Regions from separate parts of the Homo sapiens genome. Here region 2 is linked to region 1. Evidence: chromatin loops called from intact Hi-C (ENCODE). Cell type or tissue: Calu3. All regions are shown on one strand. Links, peaks and the distances in the headings refer to the core of each region. The heading gives the core; the rest is flanking DNA. Region 1 has its middle 11 kb from the start of PIK3C2G. Region 2 overlaps PIK3C2G (phosphatidylinositol-4-phosphate 3-kinase catalytic subunit type 2 gamma).

What was found. Hi-C counts contacts between places; a loop is a spot of excess contacts. Peaks named below come from ENCODE experiments on the same cell type or tissue, not always from the same donor. Only the 100,000 strongest peaks of a DNase experiment are listed, where the experiment ranks them.
Region 2: it touches region 1 in a loop (4-fold over the local background); 10 of 110 quality-filtered maps call a loop at or near these places.

What each region holds. Positions count from the first base shown.
Region 1 is chr12:18,249,061-18,251,877 of GRCh38, reverse strand. It overlaps a transcript of PIK3C2G not described here. Among named protein-coding and RNA genes, the nearest start is that of PIK3C2G, 11 kb to the left of the region's middle. In Calu3, for the core only: a CTCF peak has its summit at 1,359 (motif pointing left); a DNase peak (open chromatin) is centred at 1,368.
Region 2 is chr12:18,300,825-18,303,641 of GRCh38, reverse strand. All of the region lies in intron 5 of PIK3C2G (phosphatidylinositol-4-phosphate 3-kinase catalytic subunit type 2 gamma), which reads right to left. The region is part of intron 1 of LOC124902890 (a long non-coding RNA gene); the gene reads left to right. Among named protein-coding and RNA genes, the nearest start is that of PIK3C2G, 41 kb to the right of the region's middle. In Calu3, for the core only: no CTCF peak of the experiment used is centred there; DNase peaks (open chromatin) are centred at 761 and 1,381.

The sequences.
Region 1 (2,817 bases), core at 24-2,523:
AATTTTGGTATCTTCATTCCTTTCTTCTTAAGATAAATTACTAGCTTAATTTGCAGACATCCTCCCAAATCCTGAAAATGACTGTGGTATGCATATTTCTATAATACATTGTAAATTGAGATGATAGAAAAGCCTTAATTTAACAAAAATCAAGCTATGGTTATTATTAATTTTTAAGAATCCAAATATTTGTGCTACGTATTTCAAGAAAAACAGATTAAGTATAATAGTATGACTCTTCAAATTTTAAGTGATGGATCTATGCCTTCCATTTCAACAGATATTTTAAACCATGGTGCATTGTGAAGATAATTTCATAAAAGTAAGAGTGGGACACATTGATGTATTTGTGATACTATAGGCTACACTAAATACATTGCACATGATGAATTTCAAATATATTTCTAGTCATTGTCTACTGTTATCACATGCTTAGAGTTTTACTAGAGATGCATTTGTAGTTTGTGTGATATAACAGGTAGTAAACAACAAGGCTCAAATAGACAAAAAAAAGCTCCCAGTATATAAATGACTATGACTAAAATTTCCAATTCTTCCAAAAACTGTAAGTTGACAGTTTTAAGTGGACTTTTCCATTCTAAATATAACAGTTTTCATTTGACCACTGAATAGGTTCTTGTTGCTTACATAAATAATGTGCTATAAATACTCACAATCTCAGGCAACATCACAGATGTTCTCCATCTGTCTTTGCATAGAAAACAGATCAATTTACTGTAGTCGAAATTTATTACATATAATGCTACATATGTTTTACTAGGCAAAGATTTCTAAAAACTCTAGAAAATTCAAGAATTAAGGAATTCTACTCTCTTTTCTGATTTCTTTGCTCTTTCTTCAATTTCCCCATACACTTATTAAATCCTCAGGTTTTAATAATGCCAGAAATATTTTAAATAATCACTAGAAGATCCATGAATTTCTATAGTTAATTATCTGATTTTGCACATGAATTCTCTGATTTTACGTATATTTTGAGTATAATACAATTATATGGCATGAAATGCTATTCAAATGCATTTATAGATAAATTTTATTAAATGTTAAAGCAGAAGTTGGTATTTCTCATGTAAGCCTGGCCTACTTTTCTAACATATCCCTTAATATTTTTGCTTATTTTGTTTTTAATATTGCACTTTCTAAATTGTTGTACTGCTAGTTTGCCTAGACAATTAGGTCACAGACATAGGAAAATGGTGATTTTAAAATGTTAGCAAGGAAAGGGCAGTAGGGCATTTATTTAATTTGAATACTCTTAGAATTGCAGTTAACTTGGATGTTAATGAAGGGAATATCTGCTTTGTTTCTGAGGGAAAGCAAACCTGCGTTTTTAACTATTCTACAGCGCCACCTTCTGGAAATGAAATGCTTCTCTAAATGTCAAGAAGCTCCTCGTGATTGTGGCTAAAAGAACTAGGACATGAGAAAAATCATGCCTTATGAGAACTATATATTATTTTTCAATCAAATATGTTTTTTCCCTTTGGGAGTATGAAAAAGGACAATAATGTACGGCAAATTCATAATAACAAAATGTTTTTCGACCGCTATACTGGGAATAAAATTCTGTCAATTTCACTTTTTTTTCTGTTGGTACAATTAAATAATAAAATTGTCCTGCTTCCATAATATGTGCCATTTTATATTACCTAGATATAGTACATAAAATGTATAAATCTATTTTCACCATAATAAGAACAAGCTAATTGTTAGCAGTTCCAGTCGATATTTTCTAAACTAGTGAACTTAACATTTTGTTTGCTTGAGACAGGAGAAAATCAGATTTTTCTGACTAATTCTGGTTACATTGAGTGAGCTAAACTTACAATTAGTTAGAGTTAAGATCTGTGTACAGGGCATCCCCCATTTACCTCCTTCAAGGAAATATTATTTTCACTGTGATATTATTAAAAGGCTTTTTTTTTTTAAAAAGGAACTATTAGTATTTATTAGTTGGAAGCTTATTCGAGTTAAGATGGGTTTGTAAAGAAAAGTTTAAAAAGGACAGTTTTATTTCTGAAATTTTAGCTTTGTGAAATATAAGATATTTCTGAGTTTTCACTTTTTTAATGAAAAAAGTTAGCAGAAGATTTTCAATTTCTAATTTCTGTTTAATTTATAATCCTGGTTGCTAAATGACTATGTAGATATATACTGTTCAAATAATATTAATGGTATCATACAACTGTTTGGCTAAATCTGGAGAAGCAAATTTATTTAGTAGTGAACAGTCGCTCCTGCCCATGATAGATATTACTAATTGATCTTGGCTCTATTTCTTACTTAGCCAGGAAGCTGTTTATACGATACTTTGCTTTAAAGTGCTATTCAATTTAATTTATGAAACATGGTTTATGGATTAACCAGGGCCTAGGAGGACCATGAGTAGGATGAAAAGGAAAATACTTGTAGTGGAAGTCAGGGAGAAAGAGAAGCAAGTAATACCAATTTTAAAGAAAAAGTGAAAACGTAGTTACTTTATCAATATAATTTATGTTGGAAATAGAGTTTATAGTATCAAACTATCTTCAATTAAATTCCACCATTAGATATTCATTCCTCTGAAAGTAATCATTTTTATTCAACAGTAAATACCTTTGAAAGGTCAAAAACATAATGCTATCCTAGTCACTAACAGTTCTATTAACTTTATTTCTTAAAATATCAGTCACCTTAGAAACATCTTTTCTTGAGTAAGGGTGGTGGCAGGGAATGAAGTATAACAGATATTCTAGCACAGCGTACAGTCCAAAAAGAGCAAATGCCATAGGAAGAGAAAAATAACAGATTGATGAT
Region 2 (2,817 bases), core at 130-2,629, 52 kb before region 1:
TAAGAAATTACTTAGGCTGGGTGTGGCAGCTCATGCCTGTAATCCCAGCACTTTGAGAGGCCAAGGTGGGCTGATCACTGGAGATGAGGAGTGAACCTGACCAACATGGTGAAGACCTGTCTCCACTAAAAATTCGAAATTAGATAGGCGTGGTGGTGCGTGCCTGTAATCCCAGCTACTCTGGAGGCTGAGGCAGGAGAATTGATTATAACTTGGGAGGCTGGGGTTGCGGTGAGCCAAGATCATGCCACTGCACTTCAGCCTGGGTGACAGAGTGAGACTGTGTCAGAAAGAAAGAAAGAAAGAGAGAGAGAGAAAGAGAGAAAGGAAAGAAAGGAAAGAGAAAGAAAGAAAGAAAGGAGAGAGGGAGGGAGGGAAGGAAGGAAGAAGGAAGGAAGGAGAGAGAAAGAGAGAAAGAAGGAAAGAAAAGAGAAAGAAAGGAAAAGAAAGAAAGAAGAGAGAGAAAGAGAAAGAAAGAAAGAGAAAGAAGAAAGAAAAGAAAAGAAAGAAAGAAAGAAAGAAAGAAGGAAAGAAAGAAAGAGAAAGAAAAGAAAAAGAAATTACTTAAATCACATAGGTTAGGCCCATCTACCACAGCCTACTGCATCTGTGTGTACCACTGGGGGGTCTGAGGACAGGCCTGCTCTGGTTTGCACTGCCCCTCCACCCCGTGCTCAAGCCTAACGTCTGGGACCCTGGGAATCACCCTGCCTCGTCTGCCACCCAGCCATGCATGTGCACCAAGAGGAAGCCTGACAAAAGACTTAGCCTGCCTGCCACATAGCACCCAAACATATCCGTGGGGCTGGGAATCACTGCATCCTGCCCATCACAGCTTGTACTCCTAAGTACCACTGGGGACCCTGAGGACAGTTCTGCCCTATCTAGTGCTACACCTCTAGTGCCCAACTACACTGCCCAGGTCCTTGGGAATCATGCCACCCTGTCTATGCCTGAAACACACCAGCAAAACATCAGATGGCCTGACAAAAGACCCACCAGGACCCAAGCATGCGAGGTGGGGACCTGGGGATTGAGCTGCTCTGCCTGCTTCTACTGGTGCACATGAACACCATCAGGGAGCTGCAAAACAGGCCCAAAATGCCTGTCATCAGTGCCCAAGCACCTTATCCAGAGTCCTGAGGATCGCCCTGCCCACCCATAACATTCTACTCCTGTGAACACCATCATAGAGCCTGAGGACAAGCCTGAATTGCATGGCACCACCACCACTGCTGGAACCCATTCACACAAGCCACTGGGGGACTTAGGGATTGGCTTGCCCACCTTGTCACTGCCACTGCTAGCACCAGTGTGAGCCTCCTGGGAGCCTGAGTGTTGCTTCTTCTCTGCTACTTTCATCATTGATTGTAGGCGCACTGCCAGGGGCCCCAAAACCTGCCTATCCACTCGGCCCTCTGCTGCCACTGCTGGCACCCAAGGAAGTCACCTGGGAGCCCAAGCATCAGTTCACCTGAGCCTGCTAAATCCAGTGCCCACATAGGCTACCCAGGAGCCCAAAGACAGCCATGGTTGGTCCACCACTACCACACTGGAAGCTGAGGTTTAATTCACCCAGTATCCTTGTCCCTAGCAAAGCCTCACCACTGCCTGAACTAACAACTGTAGCTTAAGCCACTGAGGAAATTACAGAAATCATTGATGCTGATTACAGCTAAAGGAATCACAAGAAATCACTGCTGTATTTGCCTAGAAAGAATGCTGAAGTTGTATACCCACCCACACTATAGATGTATCTGTAGGAAAAAGTCTTCCTCTATGAAAGCCTATCCAAAAAAATTGGAAGAAGTGACTATTACACTAATAGCATATATATTTTGTGTAAAGACATAAGAAATATAAAAAGCAAAGAAATATGAATCTTCAAGAGAACACAAAACTCTCCAGCCACGAATTTCATTCCAAAGAAAAGAAAATATATGAGATAACTTTTTAAAATAATGATATGAAAAAAACTCAGTGAGATACAAGAGAACACAAGCAAACAGCACAAAAAATCATAAAAACAATTCAGGATCTAAATAAGAGAGTAAAAAAAGAGACAAAAATAATAAAAAAGGAACAAACAAAAATTCTGGAACAAAAGAATTCAGTGAATGAAATAAGAAATATAACAAAGAGCTTTAACAATAGACTAGCTCAAGCAGAGAGAATTTCAGAACTTCATAATAGGTCTTTTGAAATAACCCAGTCAGACAAAAAAAAAGTAAAACAATATTTTCAAAATAAAGAAAGCCTATGTGACATATGGGACACCATAAAGCAACCAAATATTCACATTTTGGGTGTTCTATAAAGAGTGGAGATGGGCAAAGGCATAGCAGACCTATATAATAAAACAATAGCTGAAAACTTCCCAAGTTTTGCTAGGGATTTAGAAATCTATATATAGGAAGTTCAAAAATCCCCAAATAGATTCAACCCAAAAAGGTCTTTTCCATTGCACATTGTAGCCAAACTGTCAAAAGCCAAAGACAAAGAGTATTGTAAAAAGAGCAAGGGAAAAGCATTGAGTCACATGGAAGGAAATCGCCATCAGCCTAACAGCAAATTTATCAGCAGAAACTTTACAGGCCATGTAAGAATGAGATGATATATTCAAAATGCTCAAAGAAAGAAAAAAAGAAACCACTCTCAACCAAGAATACTCTACACAGCTAAGTTATACTTGCCAAATGAAGGAGATATAAAGTTGTTCCTTGGAAAGCAAAAACTGAGAGAATTCATCACCACTAAACCAGACTTACAAGAAATGCTTAAGGAAAGCCTACATCTGGAAGTGAAAAAACAATATCT